Regions from separate parts of the Homo sapiens genome. Here region 1 is linked to region 2. Evidence: chromatin loops called from intact Hi-C (ENCODE). Cell type or tissue: Calu3. All regions are shown on one strand. Links, peaks and the distances in the headings refer to the core of each region. The heading gives the core; the rest is flanking DNA.

Region 1 (8,862 bases), core at 559-8,558, 540 kb after region 2:
CTGGATTATGACCATTTGGGGAGCAGGTTTTATTAGAAATTAACAAACACAATAGTAAGCTTAAATATAGGCTTTCGTCCAGTCAGTTTAGGTAGAGCTGGTAACTGGCATTTATTTGAATAATTTTGCAAAGACCAATGATTTTCATAACTAATAATTAATCCCTTCTCATTTGTATAGTGGTTAGTAAGAGGGGGAAAATAAAAATAATAATCTCCCTGCTTCTCATAGATTTTTCCTAAAAAAAAAAAAAAAAAAAAGAAAGAAAAAAACTTTCCCACCTCCCTCCACCTCCTGCTTAAAAAAAATAAGGGCTGGGCGCGATGGCTCATGCCTGTAATGCCAGCACTCTGGGAGGCTGAGGTGGGCGGATCACAAGTTCAGGAGATCGAGACCATCCTGGCTAACATGGTGAAACTTCGTCTCTACTAAAAATACAAAAAATTAGCCAGGCGTGGTGGCGGGCGCCTGTAGTCCCAGCTACTCGGGAGGCTGAGGCAGGAGAATGGTGTGAACCCGGGAGGCAGAGCTTGCAGTGAGCAGAGATCACGCCACTGCACTCCAGCCTGAGCGACAGAGCAAGACTCCGTCTCAAAAAAAAAAAAAACAAAAAACAAAAGAACAAAAGAAATGCCTTTTTCCTTCATTCCAACAAAACAAAACAAACTCTATAACCAATCCCTGGTTAGAAATGTAGCGCATACTACATGTTAGGTGTGGCAAATGACTTTTCTTTTGTTTACTATTGTTTTAATCATGTGTCAGGGTGGAGAGAAACAACTTTAAATGGAAGAAGGAATTGTGTAGTCACCACCCACATCTTCTCAAGCATTGGTGGAAGCCTCAGCCTAAGTGGATATTTGGGATCCATTCTTCAAGTAGCAACTGGAATGTGCTAGCAGCCACTTTCACATTAATGGGAGAACTGTTATAGCCCTTGAGTGAAAGCATGGCTTATTTCACCTAGTTTCCCTGGTGCCAGGCTTAGAGCAGAAGGTCAAAAAGTTAGCAGATCAGAAGTTTTGCTTGTAAATTATTCTGCTTCTTTTTTCATCCAGTCTTAGAGCCCCCCAAAATGCACTCTTGGATCTGGTGCACTGTTGTTGGTACGAACAGTAAATCACAGGCTCTACCTAAACAGCTAATGAATGAACAAAACATCTTATATAAAAGCTCCATCTTAACAGAAGTTTAAAAAAGTTCTGTGTTGGTGAGAGTTGGAGGAAAAAGTGTACTCCCAAACATATTATTGGGGAAATGTAAATTGTTTAAGTCCTGTGTAATTTGGCAATGACCATTACAATTAAAAATGTATATACCCTGTGACCCAGCAAAGTCTCTTCTGCTAATTCATCCTGCACAAAAACTCTCATATATGCGCAAAGAAAAGAATAGTCATTACAGCATTCTTTGTAATAGTAAAAGACTAGAAACAACTTAAATGTCTCTTCAATAGAGAACTGGTGAAATAAATCATGGCATATACAGGTAATAGAATTCTGTGCTGATGTTAAAAGGAATAAGAATTATACAGGTTGACATGGACTGACCTCCAAGATAATACTGTTAAGTAAACAAAGTCAAGTACAAAATCACTTGTTCAGTTATGTAAATAACAATAATGGGGGGAAGGAATATAAATATATGTTTCTATTTGAAAAGACTATCTCTGGAAGGTTACATAAGAAACTGGTAACAGTAGTTCAATTTGGGGAGAGGAACTGAGGAATTGGGAGGATTGAAAGAGGAGAAAGGGAGCTTTGTTTTTCACTGTTGTGTCATTTCAGTTTCTAGCCGTATGTATACCATTTAAAATTATTAAAATAAAAATGTCCAAAGTAAATATTTTAAAATTGATTTCCAAAAAGAATAATGCTTTTTTTTTTTTTTTTTGAGACAGCGTTTCTCTCTGTATCCTAGGCTGGAGTGCAGTGATGCGATCATGGCTCACTGCACCCTGGACCTCCCAGCTTCAAGTAATCCTCACACCTCAGCCTCTTAAATAGCTGGGACTACATGCATACACCACCAGCCTGGCTAATTTTTTTTATTACTTTTTGTAGAGACAGGGGTCTCACTGTGCTGCCCAGGCTGGCCTTGAACTCCTGGGCTCAAGCAGTTCTCCCACCAGGGCCTTCCAAAGTGCTGGGATTACAGGTGTGAGTCACTGTGCCCAGCCGAGAATGCTTTTTTTTTTTTTTTTTTGAGACGGAGTCTTGCTCTGTCGCCCAGGCTGGAGTGCAGTGGCGTGATCTTGGCTCAGTGCAAGCTCCGCCTCCCGGGTTCACGCCATTCTCCTGCCTCAGCCTCCCGCGTAGCTGGGACTACAGGCGCCCGCCACCACGCCCGGCTAATTTTTTATATTTTTAGTAGAGACGGGGTTTCACCGTGTTAGCCAGGATGGTCTCGATCTCCTGACCTCGTGATCCACCCGCCTCGGCCTCCCAAACTGCTGGGATTACAGGCGTGAGCCACCGCGCCCGGCCCGAGAATGCTTCTTAAAGATCCCTAGTGTATTGTGAGTTACATTTGGATCAGAAAAAATAGAGAAGGGGGAATATATCTACATAATCAGTTGTATAAGCATAGAACCACCCTGAAGAGGAGACGGCTAGGGATACAGGTAAAAGGGAAGACTTAGTTCTCTGTATCTTTTTATACCTTTAGATTTACATACATGTCTGTGTATATACATATATAATATATACAGATTATATTATTATATATTATATATAATTGAAATGATTGTTTTTCAAGTTTACTAGAAGCATGGAAGTGGAAAGAGAAAGCTATCTTGAAGTAGAAACAGCATACTCAGTAGGTTCAGACAACTCTAGTTTCAAATCCTGACTCTCAATAGCTTTGTGATGTTGGGCAAGCTGGTAAATCTCTGGGCCTCTTCTGCCAAAACCCTCAGAAGGATAAGTCGATTAATGGAAAATATTGTATATAAAGCGTCTTTCCTATGATAGCACATAAAGTTCAGTAATTTGTGGTCATTATTATCGTGTGGCCGATGAAATCCTTTCTATTCCAAAGCAGTTTCAAGTGTTCCAAAGAAGCCATCCTTAGCAAGAACCTTGGACTCAGGAGAGTATTGCTCCTCGAGCTGTGTAACAGCCTTACAACATGGTGTTGCTACTGACCTAGATCAATGAGAAGCCCTGATTTGCCCAAAAGTGGCCCCAAGTGACACAGTGTCACTTTACAGCACCAGTTGATTAAATGTTGGCATTGCTAACTCACATGGTGATTTTCCCCAAAAGCTATATTGAATGAACAAAGAAGAGGTTTTTTTTTTTTTTTAAAGATAATGAAATAACAATATAGACTCGTACAACTCACCGAGAATTTAGCATCTCATCTTTTTTTCTTTACTTTCTTGTCTGTTCAGGACCATTGTTAATACCATAGCAAACCTATTAGTGTGTTATAAAGTTACCAGCTGTGACCAAACATACTTTTATTTGCTTCTTTATAGATCTAGGTTACATTATTGAAATGGATAGATCTCTTACTATTCTGATGGCAAACATGTATGAATCTTACCAATCATATTTCTATTGTTGAAAAACCCTATATATGATACCAGGTATTTATCTTTTATCTCAGTAGTGCTTGGATGAGTGTTATACATTTGGAACTTCAGTACGCAAAGGATGGTGCTTACAATGACTCCTCATACACACAAAAATGTCTATTTTGAAAATTGCTTTTTACTACTGCCAACTTTATATATTTTGCAGCATGAAACAAAATAATTCTAAATGTACATAAATTTTTGTGTCATTTCTTCCTGACGGATGATAATTTTCTGAATTTGTTTCCTAGCTTGCATAAACAGCAGTTGCATTTTTTTTTCAATGCTGAACTTAATAAAAGCTGAGACAGAGGATAAGATATGTAACATTTTGTAATGACTGCTGAAATTCCATAACCTGAGTGCTGACAGGGCTGGTGAAGAAAGTAGAGAGGATCCAGCATCACAAGTCCTGGTGGATCATTACAAGAATGGACGACCAGCGACCCAATGTGGCAAAGCCAATTGTTGCACCTGGGGCCACAGAAGAAATTCTTGATGCTTGGATATTACAAATGATTTTTGAAAGCCTCTTTATTTTTGTAAACTGGATTCGGAATCAACCACTGAGCACCTACTCTGGGCTAGATAAATTTATATACCTGTTACTTCAACATCTTTTGTTTTTAGGTTGACATACCTGATATATTGGTTCAGGGGGAAAATTGCAAGCATTGATAGTTTTGATATGCTGTGCCTTTGAGAACTGAAATAACAGACAATAACCTTGAGTTGTTGCAGTTTAATCTGACTAGTTATTGACAACATTAATATAGGCTGAGCCAAGACTTTAGAGAAAACATGTTAGACAACAGGGGAGAAATATCACTACTCAAAAAACCCCAACCCTCATATATTTTATATTTCATAAAGCAGATTTTGCTGGGTTAGTACTTTTGTTTTAATGTACTTTCAACTAGTTTTCCTAAGAATTGAAGATTGGGAGGCCGAGGCAGGTGGATCTCTTGAGGCCAGGAGTTCAAGACCAGCCTGGCCAACATGGTGAAACTCCTTCTCTACTAAAAATACAAAAATTAGCTGGGCATGGTGGCACATGCCTGTAGTCCCAACTACTGGGGAGGCTGAGGCAGGAGAATCACTTCAACCTGGGAGATGGAGGTTGCAGTGAGCCAAGACCATGCCACTGCACTCCAGCCTGGGCTATAGAGCGAGACTCTGTTTTACAAAAAAAAAAAAAAAAAAAAAAAAAAAAAGAATAGAAAACAGCCATACTGTTAAGTCAAAGGAAATAACGTCATTAATATGGAGGATGCCCATCCACCGACATAGTTCTTTTAGAAGGCTGAATAGGTTTTCTTTCTGAACAATCTCATGCTCCAGCAATTCAATATTTCAGGGCCAATAGTCTTAGTGTCCTATTACATTTTTTATTGATTAAAATTTATCAAAGGATTCACAAGTGTGCACTTTTATCTGTGTCAACATGTGATTTGTCCTGAAACATCAGATGTAATGTGAAGTTTATTTCCTTTGAAATTCATTTCAATGGCTTATTATTAAATGAAGCCGTGGTTCCAATGGGACATCAAGAGATTCCAAGCCAACCTGATATTACAAATGAATGAACAAACAAATGATCTGTTTTCTAGTATTTTTCCAAATTATCAAATGGAGCAAAACCTGACTTTAAGCAAAATCATCTGAGTGTCACTTCCATCTTCTTTGTGCTGTCAGATTTACAATTCTCCTGCACAGTTTGGTTACTCTGCACACGGTGCAGGACAGTTTTAAATCTGGGGAGGAGACAGTCCCATCTCAGGCTTTCCAGAGGCTAGAGGGCGTGGTCCTCATCATCAACCCTCTTGAACTGTTTTGTTTTAAGATAAATGCTGAACAAGTGGAACAAATATTTTACTCTCTTTTAGACTAGATAGGTATTTTACTTCTAGGATATATTATCTTCAAACATGAGAGATGTTGGAGATAGTATTGAAGAGAGATATCAATGTTCAGCGATATCAAAATCTAGTTAATTTGCTGTATATAAATTATTTGGCATTTAAATGCTACATTGATTTAAATGGATAACTGTGTATTATAAACTCACAAATAGCATCTCTTCAATATTTAATTATTAGAAAACATCTCAATATTTTATACTCTTCAGCTACTAGTCAAAGACATCATAAAAACATAGATTGGAAGAAGAAATATTTTGGGGATTTGATATGCAGCTACAGTGACAGCTATAATAATGGGGACAACAGTTAACATAGGGTACTTATGCACGCTATGCTGGTTATATTACATGTGTTAGCTCAGGTCTGCAAACTCTTCTTGTAAAGGGTCCAGTAATAAATGTATTCTCCAGCTGAGTGGGACACATAGTCTCTGTCTCCCAACTACTCAACTCTACCCTTACAGAGCAAAATAGTCATAAATGAGTAAGTGTGGGCTGTGTCCTAATAAAACTTAGTTTAAGGTCACTGAAGTGTGAATTTCACATAGTTTTCACATCTCTCTCCTTCTTTCTTTTGTTTTCTTTTTTTCTTTTTTTTTTTTTTTTTCAGGGACTTGCTTTGTCACCCAGGCTGGAGTGCAGTGGGGAGATCACGACTCACTGAAGCTTTGAACTCCCAGGCTCAAGCAATCCTCTCACCCTAGCCTCCAGAGTAGCTAGGGGGCATGCACCACCATACCCAGATAATTTTAAAATTTTTTGTAGAGACGGGGGTCTCCCTGTGTTGCCCAGGCTGGTCTTGAACTCCTGGCCTCAAGCGATCCTCCTGCTTGGACCTCCCAAAGTGCTAGGATTACAGCTGTGAGCCACCATGCCCAACCTGTCACATATTATTCTTTAAAATATTTTAAATAATAATTTAAAAACAGAAATAATCATTCTTAGCTCAAGGCCAAAAAAAAAAAAAAAAAAAGGCAGTCTTCCCACCTGCTTCCCCTTTTCCCCACCTCCCCTCCCCACCCCACACACAAAAGACTGGATTTGGCCCTAGTGCCATAGTGTGCTGACACACATCTGCATTATCTCACTGGGTTAATAGGGCTTTTCTAAATGGTCAGATACACTGTGATTATATTGTCAAGTGAATGGGAAAGAGTTTTCCCGCTAGCCTTTTTTCCCACCCTACTGCCTCATCACTTTCTGCCACCCTCTGCCACTGAGACTGATGGGGTTTTAGTCAATCGTTTCTAAGGTTAAAAGTAGGCACTGCATGTCTAGACTCTAGACAAGGATCAATTACAAGGATAGGCAGCAATCTTAAGGGTTTGAGCGCTGGAGTGTCCTGATCGGGTTTGGGCGTTTTCACAGATGAAGCTCCCTTGATCAAGAGTGGCAAAGGGACACAGCAACAAGTTGTTGCAGTAATCTGGGGATAAAGGAAGGTGATCTGGACTAGGCTGGTAGAAATAGGGGACTAAGGCTGTTTTTGGGATGCCTATTTAGGATTGGGTGCTTGCTTGAATGAAGATTGATTAGCTGTTTTAAATACCTCTCACAGGATAAAAGAAATTGATTTTTTTTTTTTTTGAGACAGAGTCTTGCTCTGTCGCCCAGGCTGGAGTGCAGTGGCGCAATCTCGGCTCACTGCAACCTCTGCCTCCCGGGTTCAAGCGACTCTCCTGCCTCAGCCTCCTGCGTAGCTGGGACTACAGGCCCGGCTACTTTTCTCATTTTTAGTAGACACAGGGTTTCACTGTGTTGCCTAGGCTGGTCTCGAACTCCTGACCTTGTGATCTGCCCGCCTCGGCCTACCAAAGTGCTCGGATTACACGCATGAGCCACCACGCCCGGCCTGAAATTTTTTTTTTTTTTTAAAGAAATGAGTAAGTTTTTTAATAGTTTTTAAAGCGCTACCTAGGTTTAGCTGGGATACCGCATAATTTCATTCTTCTTTTACTTATTAATAACCATTTTAAAAACTGCAAGATCCTATCAATTTGTCTGATTTACTGATTCCCCTATCCCAAAGTGGAGCGCAAAATTTTTACTTTTTCAACATAAAAGTTAGTTTAAAATACTTTTTCTGAAGAAAAAAAGAAAGAAATCCGCATTCCCCACAGTCACTGGACAGGAATCTCGGCGTGGAGACACCCGTTCAATTTCCAGGGGTCTACCTTCCCCTACCCGGGTTCCCGCCGCTCCTCAGCGCCCAGACGCACCTCCTAGTCCCGCCCCCATGCTTCTTCCAGCCTTCCTCCTTCTTCTCCCACTGCCTCCGCCCATTCCCTCGCCCACCCGGGAAGCTCCGCCCCCTCCAGCTCCGCAACCCAACTCCTTCTGTCCTGCTGTCGCTTTCCTCTTTCCCGCCCCCATGGCTGCCTTCGATTGGCTAAACCTGCTGGGCCGCGGCGGGGATGCGGCGCAGCCGCATTCTGATTGGCTAGACTTAGGCCTGGACCCTAGTGATTGGCTGATAGGAGGAGCCAGCAAGTGTGGCTGAGCTCCGGGGTGTGTGGACGCCGCTTTGTTGCCTGAGGTGGGTGGCGGTGGAAGTTAAGGGAGTCAGGGGCTATCGCTCCTCGAGACTCGCAGTCGCGGCCACTGCAGTCACTTCGCCAGTTAGCCCTTAGGGTAGGAGTCGCGCCGGCAGCAGCCATGAGCGGCGGCGTGTACGGGGGAGGTGAGTGAGTGCGGCCGGACGAGAGAGCGCGCCTTTTCGGCGTGTGGGGTTTGTAACCGCCGCTCCCAGCCCTCCCCTCCCCGGCGTTCCCTTCCGGTCTCCCCCTCTCGGGACCCCGGCCTCCCCGCCCCGTCCCCGCCCCACGCTCTGCCCGCCCCCGGAGCCCACCCGGCTCGCCGTGCTCCTCGGGCTCCCTGAAGTGGCGGCTCTCTGTGGCCTCTTCCTGCCTCTGTCCCCGGAGGAGCAGGGTTTTGGGGTGCGCGCTCGGTTCTCTAGGGAGCCTCGGGGCTGGGCGGGAGGCTCAGTCTAGCCGGCCGCCGGGCCCCGGCTTGGGTGACCGCCCCAGGGTCGCATCTCCCCGAGTGCCTCCTGGACTCAGCTGTGTCGGGACGCGTGTGCGCCCGCCTAAACTTGGAAGGTCCCGGCGGTTTGCAAGCGTGGACGGAGGGTTCCCAGAGTGTCCCATAGGTGGCAAAGCGAGCCTCAAGCCGTAGAACTGACTAGGGAAGCGGCGGCCACTTAGGGTACTGCCTCCTCCCCGTCTGCGCCCCATGCGCGAGCTGCCTCACCTTTCAGTAACTCTTGCCTGTTTTTTGGCTGCGGAGTCTCCAGAGTGACTCGTGGGCGGGTCTGTTTGAGATCAATTCAGGAGCACGTGTAATTTAAGGATGCCCAGAAAGT
Region 2 (8,862 bases), core at 417-8,416:
ACAAAGGACGAATGCTTGAGGGGATGGATACCCAATTTTCCATGATGTGATTATTATGCATTGCATGCCTGTACCAAAATATCTCATGTACCCCATGTATACACCTATGTACCCACAAAAACTAAAAAAAAAAAAAAAAAAAACTACAACCCAGGAAAATCTGCCAGATTGCCACTGCCTGTCTGTTTCAACTGAAGATGTTTCTAACCCAAATCTGGCCATCTTCTCAACTGACTGCCCTCCAGACTCTAAAGAAACTAATTTATAGGCTGTTCCAAATGTTAACGTTATTTTTCTCTGTTTTCATAGAAATGTCTCTTATCAAAGATGTTTGGCCTAACTTTGAGAGCCCATCTGCAATGCCACCTGTTGCAATGGGAAACAACAGTTTAACTGATGTAGTATCACAACTAAGAGACGGATTCAAGAAGATATGGCATGACATACTTATATTTGTTCTTTTCTGCTTATCCCAATTTGTTTTGCTCCCTCTTATCTCAAAACTTCTAACCCAAATCTCTCCATAGCTACCAATCCTACTTTAATAAGTGACACTTCTGTGTTTTTTTTTTTTTTTTGAGACAGGGTCTCTCTCTGTCACTCAGGATAGAGTGGCACAACCTCAGGTCACTGCAACCTCCCCCTCAAGGCTCAAGTGATCCTCCAACCTCCCCCTCAAGGCTCAAGTGATCCTCCCACCTCAGCCTCCTGAATAGCTGGGACTACAGGCACGTGCCACCATGGCTAGCTAATTATTTTTTTTTTTTCTGTAGAGATGGGCTTTTGCCATATTTCCCAGGCTGATCTCAAACTCCTGGGCTCAAGCGATCCACCCACCTCAGCCTCCTGAAGTGTTGAGATTACAGGCATGAGCCACTGCGCCCAAACATTAATAAGCGAAACGTTCTAAAGTTTCAAGTGGGGGACTAAAGGAAACTAAGAAATGTTTCACTCCAAAATATACTTCTTTGACATATTTTGAGATGACTATTCAGAGGGCCTGCAACACAAGAATCAGCCTGCAAAGCTGAGTCTTTTACGGGGATTTGCATCTCTAGAGGAAATAAAGTGAAGTAAACAACAGATGCAAACAGGCTTTTTCTGAAGCCCCACCTTGTCCAGAACAAGGCAAGATTAACTGAGAGCCTGACACCTTTAAAGGTTTTATAGAAACATCTACCACAGGCTCCCATCTCTTTTTTTTTTTTTTTTTTTTTTTTGAGATGGAGTCTTGCTCTGTCGCCCAGGCTAGAGTGCAGTGGTGTGCTCTCAGCTCACTGCAACCTCCGCCTCCCGGGTTCAAGCTATTCTCCTGCCTCAGCCTCCCAAGTAGCTGGGACTATAAGCACCCGCTACCACACCCAGCTAATTTTGTATTTTTAGTAGAGACGGGGTTTCACCATGTTGTCCAGGCTGGTCTCGAACTCCTGACCTCAGGTGATCCACTTGCCTTGGTCTCCCAAAGTGCTGGGATTACAGGCATGAGCCACCGTACCTGGCCTCCCATTTTTCCTTTCTGAGGGCTGCTACCTGTGAGATCATCTGCATAACAAGACCACCTTTGCAGCACACCTTGCCTCTTCTCTCCTTCCCATAACCTCTCATGCCACCATAACCTGTCTTGACAAGCTTCAAGCCCCTATTCTTTCTGTAACCTCAAGATAGTATTAAAGAGTTGTGAATGGAAAATAAAATTTTGGGACCCCCTATTCACCATACCTAAGGGAAAAAGTCAAGCTTGAGAACTGAGTCACACAAAACTGCCTCCCATTTTGTTCCTCAACAGCTACAAAGATGAAAGACTACCTACATACCTCCCTCGCAATTTGCTCACGAGCAAATTTTTTGTGGGCCCTCAAGATCCTTACCCTAAAACAGTTCTGTTGAATTTCACCCTGACAATAACAAACAATTTATCTTCAGAAGAACGGGACAAAGGATAGAACCAGAAGTCATACCTCTGCTCACCTGAGACAAATGCATATTTGACTGCTTCCTCTATTCTGTTTACTTATCTTATGTAAAAACGTAGATTCACTGAGCATGAGACAAATGCCTCTACCCTCTCCTTTCACATGTAAAATGTGGATCCACTGAACGCTGATGAAATCTTCAAAAGATTGCAACTTCTTGCCTCTTTCATCTACACTTCTTTTCTCTCCTGCCCATGTTTTCCCCTTTAAATATGGAAGCACTCAAAATCCTCTTTGGAAAAAAAGTGTGGGCCACAGATTCTATTGTGGCTAGTGGCTTTTTTTCCTGGGTGTATCATCAACCTTGGCAAAATAACTCTCAGTTGATTGAGATCTGTCTCAGATACTTTTTGGTTTACAGCATCAGCTGTCTGGACATTTGAGTTTTTCATATTTTGTATGACTCCCATGCCCATATGTACATTAATAAATCTGTATGCCTTTTTTCCTGTTAATCCATGGTCAGTTTGTTTTACAGACTCAAATTATCAAAGCTTCAGTGAAAAAAATTAAACTTTTATACACTTTGCATATATAAAATAATTTATAATTTTCCAAGTCTTCAGCTATGTACACCTATGGTCACAGTAGCATTATTCACAATAGCTAAAAGGTAGAAGCAACGTAAGTGTCCATCAGTGGATGAATAAACAAAATGTCATCGATACATGCAATGGGATATTATTCAGCCTTAAAAAGGAAGGAAAGTTGATAAATGCTTGAGGTGATAAGATACCCCAATTACCCTGATTTGATCATTACACATTGAATGTTTGTATCAAAATGACACATGTACCCCATAAATACGTACAATATTATATATCCCTAATTAAAAATAATTTTTAAAAATGAAGGAAATTCTGATACATACTACGACATGGATGAACCTTGAGGACATTATGCCAAGTGAAATACGCCAGACACAAAAGGACAATTGTCATATGATTCCACTTATATGAGGTACCTCAAGTAGTCAAAATCATAGAGACAGAAAGTAGAATGGTGGTTACCAGGGACTGGGGAAGAGAGAATGTGGAGTTATTGTTTAATGAGTAAAATTTCCGTTTGGGAAGATAAAAAATTTCTGGAGATGGAGAGTGATTATGATTGTAAACTAAATGGTTAAAATGGTAAATTTTATATGTTTTGCTATTTTTAAGGGTTTAATTTTTTTAAATTATTATTACATAAATGTCCATCAATAGAGGATCAATAACAGAAATTTTAGAAATCATACAAGGAAACACCACAGAATGAAAAACAATGAAATAGATCCACATGTGCTGGTATGGAATGCTTGCCAAGGTCACACACACACACACACACATACACACACACACACATACCCCAAGGTGATGAACAGAACAGTAGGGATGGAATGCCTCCATTCACGTTACATAGACTTTATCTGGAAAAGACTCAAGAAACTGCTAACCGCGATCAATTGCCGCTGGGCAGGGGGGACATGGCAGCATGGAGTTCAGGAGTGAGTTCAGGACTTATGTATTTCGAAAAAAAAAAACAATTCTTTTTGAAAACAGCAATCTTCTAAATTATCCATAGTACTGAAAGAGAGGAATAAAGAAGAAATAACTAGATCCACCCCTAATACCCCAGTTATGGGGATCTGAATTTCAAGAGGTCAAGTGACAAGCCAGGGAACACACTGGTGACAGAACTGAGACCAGTTACCCAGTATGTACTTTTTCTGAATGTTTGAAATATTTAATAAAACTACTTTTTTAAAAAAGTCTCTTTCTTCATTGCTAGCTTATTAAAGCAGAAAATATTGTTTTCCCCAAAAATAAACTATGTTTGGGAAAATTTTAATATTTTATAGTTTAATTTTTATGTCAGCAAGATTTCCATGTTTGGTAACATTTGCCCTTGTATATAATTGTGTTTTTAAATTTTCAAGTCTTCTTTGATGAAAGATTTTTCTAGTCCTTTACTTCCTGGTTGGGGCCTTCATTGACCATTATTTTAATTTCCATGTTTGTTGTTGTTCACATAACCGAATATGTAGAGAACAGATTTTTTTAAACAAAATAGACGTTTTTAAATAATCACAAAAAATGAGACATTCACACATGCCTGTGCATATATATCTATCCATACATATATATGGATCCTGATTTCCAATTCAACACTTTCCCACTCTGTCATCCTTTACAGACTTAAGCTGCAAAAACAGTCCTCAGTATCTCTTAAAGGCATGACTTGTTTTATTTACAGATAAAAACTCATATCCTCCACAAGGTGGTTTTCAACCAAACATCCTGCTTTAAAGTTAGTTCACCAACCACAAACTGCTAACTGTAAAATCTAGACAGTCCACAAGGTGGCACTAGATACCGTTGGTCAAAGTCCATAACCTAGTAAGGATTTCTAGAAAACAGGGTTAGAGAGGTGCCTCTGGCATCAGCAAAGATGAAAAATTGAAGCTAATATGAAAGGCATCTTGTTCCTGTCTAGAGGGACAACTTCCAGCCAAAACACATTTGAAGCTCTAATTACATACTTAAAGATTTATCCAAAATGCCAAGCATAAGTTATAGACTGCCTATGGTGGAGTGTATTTCTTCCAGTGGCAAATTTACATCTGTTCCTTTGGACACACTTCATTACTAGCATATGATCATCTTAAACATGTTTCCATAAACTCCCTCCTAGTATACATTCCCCCTAAATATATATACACACATACACACACAGACTTGAAGATTAAAAACCATGAAATGTATTTTTAGGGGATTTTTTTTGGTAAGAACTCATAATCAGATCCCTTTAAAATAATATTCACGTTACACAATAGTTAACTGTCTTCATCTTTTTGTAATTCTTAATTTTCAAGTTATGAAGATCCCACAACTAAGAATTGTTGTGGTTTAAGCCTCAACTCAGATGATAAAAATCTTAAAACTCACATAAAAAGATCTATTTCTGATCTTTATAATCTTATATCAATTTATCATACATTGGGAAACTTTATCACCAGCCCTTTAAGAAATTATAAAGGATAACACCCAGCATTTGATCTTGAATAGATTTTCAGCCAATGAATGAGCCTCAGAAATGCCTTTAAAAAGGCTGAAAATCTGAAATCATTTAAGACTTTTTTGGTGCATATTATCATGGCTTTTTTAAAGCTAAGAATCTCCTGGAGATGATTTAATAAAATGTGCTGATGCCTTGAGTACTTTACAACACACAAATTCAGTGTGATCTATTCACTTCATTCAGAAACATTTTTTGTGTGTGCAGACCGAAGAATTTTTCCCACAACAGTAAGGGTATGTGTCTTGCATCCTGATTAATTAAAGCATAACAGCATCTTACAGCCTATAATCTACTTTTTTAAGTGAGCATTTAAATTCAAAAGTACACTGTATACAGAAAACCAGGCTGTTTAAAGGACCACATCTCAATTATATTGCATATATAAATTGATTATATTTGTAAGAGTATTTTACATGTAAAACACCCCCAAAAGATTAATGGGTATATGCTTTTTAATAATGTGTTTATTTCCAGCAGTGTTTATGGTACTAAGGCCAACTTTCTTAAAATTTGAAGGGAAAATAAATATTAAAATCTACCAACAAAATTGAGAACTCACTCCAGTCCCAGGCTAACTCCAGTGATGGGGAGAACGGGCAGTGTGGGCAGCTAGGTTGATTCTACTGCCAACCTAAAAGCTTACAGTACTTGCATGATTTCCAGAAGACCATGGCAGACTGTGTGCAGACTGATGAATGGAGAACCCACAGTCATCGAGAATCGGCATCAAAATAACGTCTCAGTGATGACAATTTACCTTCTTCCCTTGATCTTCAACTCATAACCAAACAATTTTCAGACAAGACTCAGAAACCGTTTTATTAAACTGGAACACAAAATGCGTGTTATAATAATGTCAAGCCTTTATCAGAAATCAGTACATAAGTGAGGATACACAGCCAAAATGAGCCATCAACAAAAGCAGTATAAATTTTAAATAAGTTTCAGATTTCTATACTCAATATGCTAAAGAAAATAAAACCGAAAGAGTAGTTTCAATTTCACAATTCACAGTTGATTGGTTTTAATCCCATGACACGTTTGTCATTCTGCAGCCCCAGAACACAGACTTCCAAAGCAGTGACTGGCACTCCGACCCAACAGCATACACAGATCTTAAGCCTCTGTATGACATTTAGAGAAAATTTTAATAAACAACCCTAATTACACACAGTTTGGGCTGACATTTTTTAGCTATATCCTTTATCAAAGATAGTTCTAGTGAAATAGCAAAAGCAGTTTTAAAAGTTTGCCATGCCATTCAATAAAGGGTTCTAAAGCCTCCCTTGGTTTTACATTTTATTCTCTAATTTAAAACAATAACTGCATTAAAATGCAACCTTAATGGTGAAAGCAAAATCGGTTTTGCTTCTGAATCTAGAGCATATTTCCAAGGAGAAGCAACTTATTGTCCCAGCAGATATATGGAATGCTTTAAAGCAGGATCTGACATACTCCAGTAAGGCATTTCAAAGCAGACACATCATACCCAAACTAAATCATTATGGTCAGTCAAGGATACCACAGGTGAACACCAAGTAACGCAGAGTTAACGTGAAATTCTTACAAATGACACACGATTTACAAAACCCCAGAAAGGTACTCAGGTACCAAAAGAGGGCAGAACAATGACCAGCCACTCCAAAAGAGTTTTGTTCCTATACATGCCATATTTGCAGAGTAGAAACAAACTGCCCTATTTGCGCTTTGCCCTAGGATAATATCACTCATTCTGACATGTGGAGTTACTCTTCCTTAAAAAAATATATCATGTAGAGAATACACAAATAATAATAAATGATATAGAACATTTATTATTTTCACTAGTGAGGGGGTCACTTAAGCACTTACAAAGACTTATAAATGAATCATGAAGGTCATCAAAATGCAAAAACATCCAATAAATGTTGCATTATTAGTATTCAACAGTGCAGCAAGATTTTTAGCAACTGCGTCGGGCTTAATTTGGAACTATGGCCATGAGAATATGTTTAAGTTCAAAGAACTGCCAGATGTCTAAAAAAAAAAGTGTAATTAGTAAAAATATGGATTTTCCCTCCAAGGGCCCAAAGGAAGTGTTCAGTTACTTTGGAAGCCATGAATTTTATCAAACACACACAAGAATATGAATCTGGAACATTTCAATTCTGATTCAATTCTACCCATTGAATCTTCATGACCTGGAGAAAGTCACTTAAAATTCTTTAGATTTTATCTAAAGAATCTTATCCACAAAAAGTGGGCATAAAAATAAAGGCATATGTAAAAATAATTTTTTCTAAACATGACTACAATAAAGCTAAAGATGGTTACTAAGGCTTACAATTTCAACAACTCATTGTACAGTACAATCATTTTTAATTCTGCTAATTATAGCTGGAGGAAGTGTGGATAATTACAATTCTCAAGGAATTCAAATCAAATTCTTTAGAAAAATTAATAGTTTCAACTTACTAAGCTACTTAATCTGCTCTCCTAGAGTTGTTTAAAACAGCTAATTATATAGGGGTTTGACCCTTTACTCCCCTCTACCTTCTGGTAGAGCAGCTGAAAGTAGTGAAAGGAGAAGTGACAAGAGGGAGAAAAGCAGCAACAGATTGAAATGAGGTATTCGCTGATTTCATAAACCCCAATCAGTAATTTACAGTTTTTTGAAGAAGCTGCATAGTTTGGCAAAAATACATTATCAGAAGTGGGGAAAAGAAAAATTATATTGAAACTTTAAAATTTATGACAAGCACTTAAAAATGACCAATTCTAAAATAAACTTGTGTTTGAAAGGAATTGTCCTCCCTCACCCTAAGTACACACAAAAAGAGAAACTGGAAGACAAAAGTCCACAGGAGGAAAAAAAAAAAAGTATGTTAATTGGCTCAGATTATCAACTTCATACACCACTTTCAAAATAGATATTTAAACGAATACTAAACCTTAATTAATGACACCCATGCTAAGAATTTAGGGCAGTGTATTGCCTAAAATTTACTTTGGAATGTTCTTTAAAAAAAAAATCTGATGGATCGATGGATGAAAAGAGGGATAGAGAATATGAACAGATACATGGCAATACAAGTATAGTCAAATGTTGATGGCAGAATCTAGCAGTGGTTATACTGCAAAGTTTTTTCAACTTTGATATATGTCTGAAAATTTTCTTGAGAAAATGTTGAGGAACATGTTAACATTTCTATAATAAAATCAGTCTAGCAGGGCGTTTCTAAGATTCTAAGTAGTCAGGCAATTTAGAATTTTAAATTAATTAAACTAGGGAAAATTTTGCTTTTAATGGCTTCAAACCTGATTTGTGAAGATGCTTCATTTAATATAGAAATGAACTAACACAATTAATAATTATTGTGCCAGTCTCTTCGCTTTAGCTGCAAATACATAATTTTTCCCCTCTCTACAGAAGACAAGTTTGAAAATGACCACTAGAATAAAGAATTTTTCCAAACATCAGTGTCAAGCTCTTCCAATCAACCACACTGCCATTCACTAAGTACAAACGCAACACAGATCAAGGTGAAAAATGATCTCTGACTTCTGCCAGCTTGGGAAAACTGGATTCATTTTCAGAATGTATGGTTTCTGATCAATAATGACAATAGTTTTACTTGATATCAAATTGACATTTATTTAAAAAAGGGAAAAAAAAGACGTAGAACAGAATTCACACAGACCTTTGTTATTCCAAGCTCCTATTTATGAATGGTGATTAATAGCAATAATTCTGTCTCTCTTCTCTCTGTGAAATGCTAACACTTGCTAAAGGCACTCAGATTCTGGGCTTAACGGAGACAAGGTCACATGGGACCATAAGCCAGTACGT

Evidence for each region. Peaks named below come from ENCODE experiments on the same cell type or tissue, not always from the same donor. Only the 100,000 strongest peaks of a DNase experiment are listed, where the experiment ranks them.
Region 1: a loop joins it to region 2, with 8 times the contacts of the local background. A loop is called at or near these places in 34 of 110 quality-filtered maps.

The regions. Positions count from the first base shown.
Region 1 is chr3:179,554,937-179,563,798 of GRCh38, forward strand. ACTL6A (actin like 6A) reads left to right here and starts at 7,990. Exons shown (of 14, transcript NM_004301.5): 1 at 7,990-8,181. The coding sequence starts at 8,157. RefSeq lists silencers at 3,865-4,159, 7,852-8,081. In Calu3, for the core only: a CTCF peak has its summit at 4,023; DNase peaks (open chromatin) are centred at 4,015 and 7,845.
Region 2 is chr3:179,011,398-179,020,259 of GRCh38, forward strand. ZMAT3 (zinc finger matrin-type 3) reads right to left here. Exons shown (of 6, transcript NM_022470.4): 6 at 5,826-8,862. Among named protein-coding and RNA genes, the nearest start is that of ZMAT3, 56 kb to the right of the region's middle. RefSeq lists an enhancer at 5,901-6,010. In Calu3, for the core only: a CTCF peak has its summit at 4,276 (motif pointing right); a DNase peak (open chromatin) is centred at 4,314.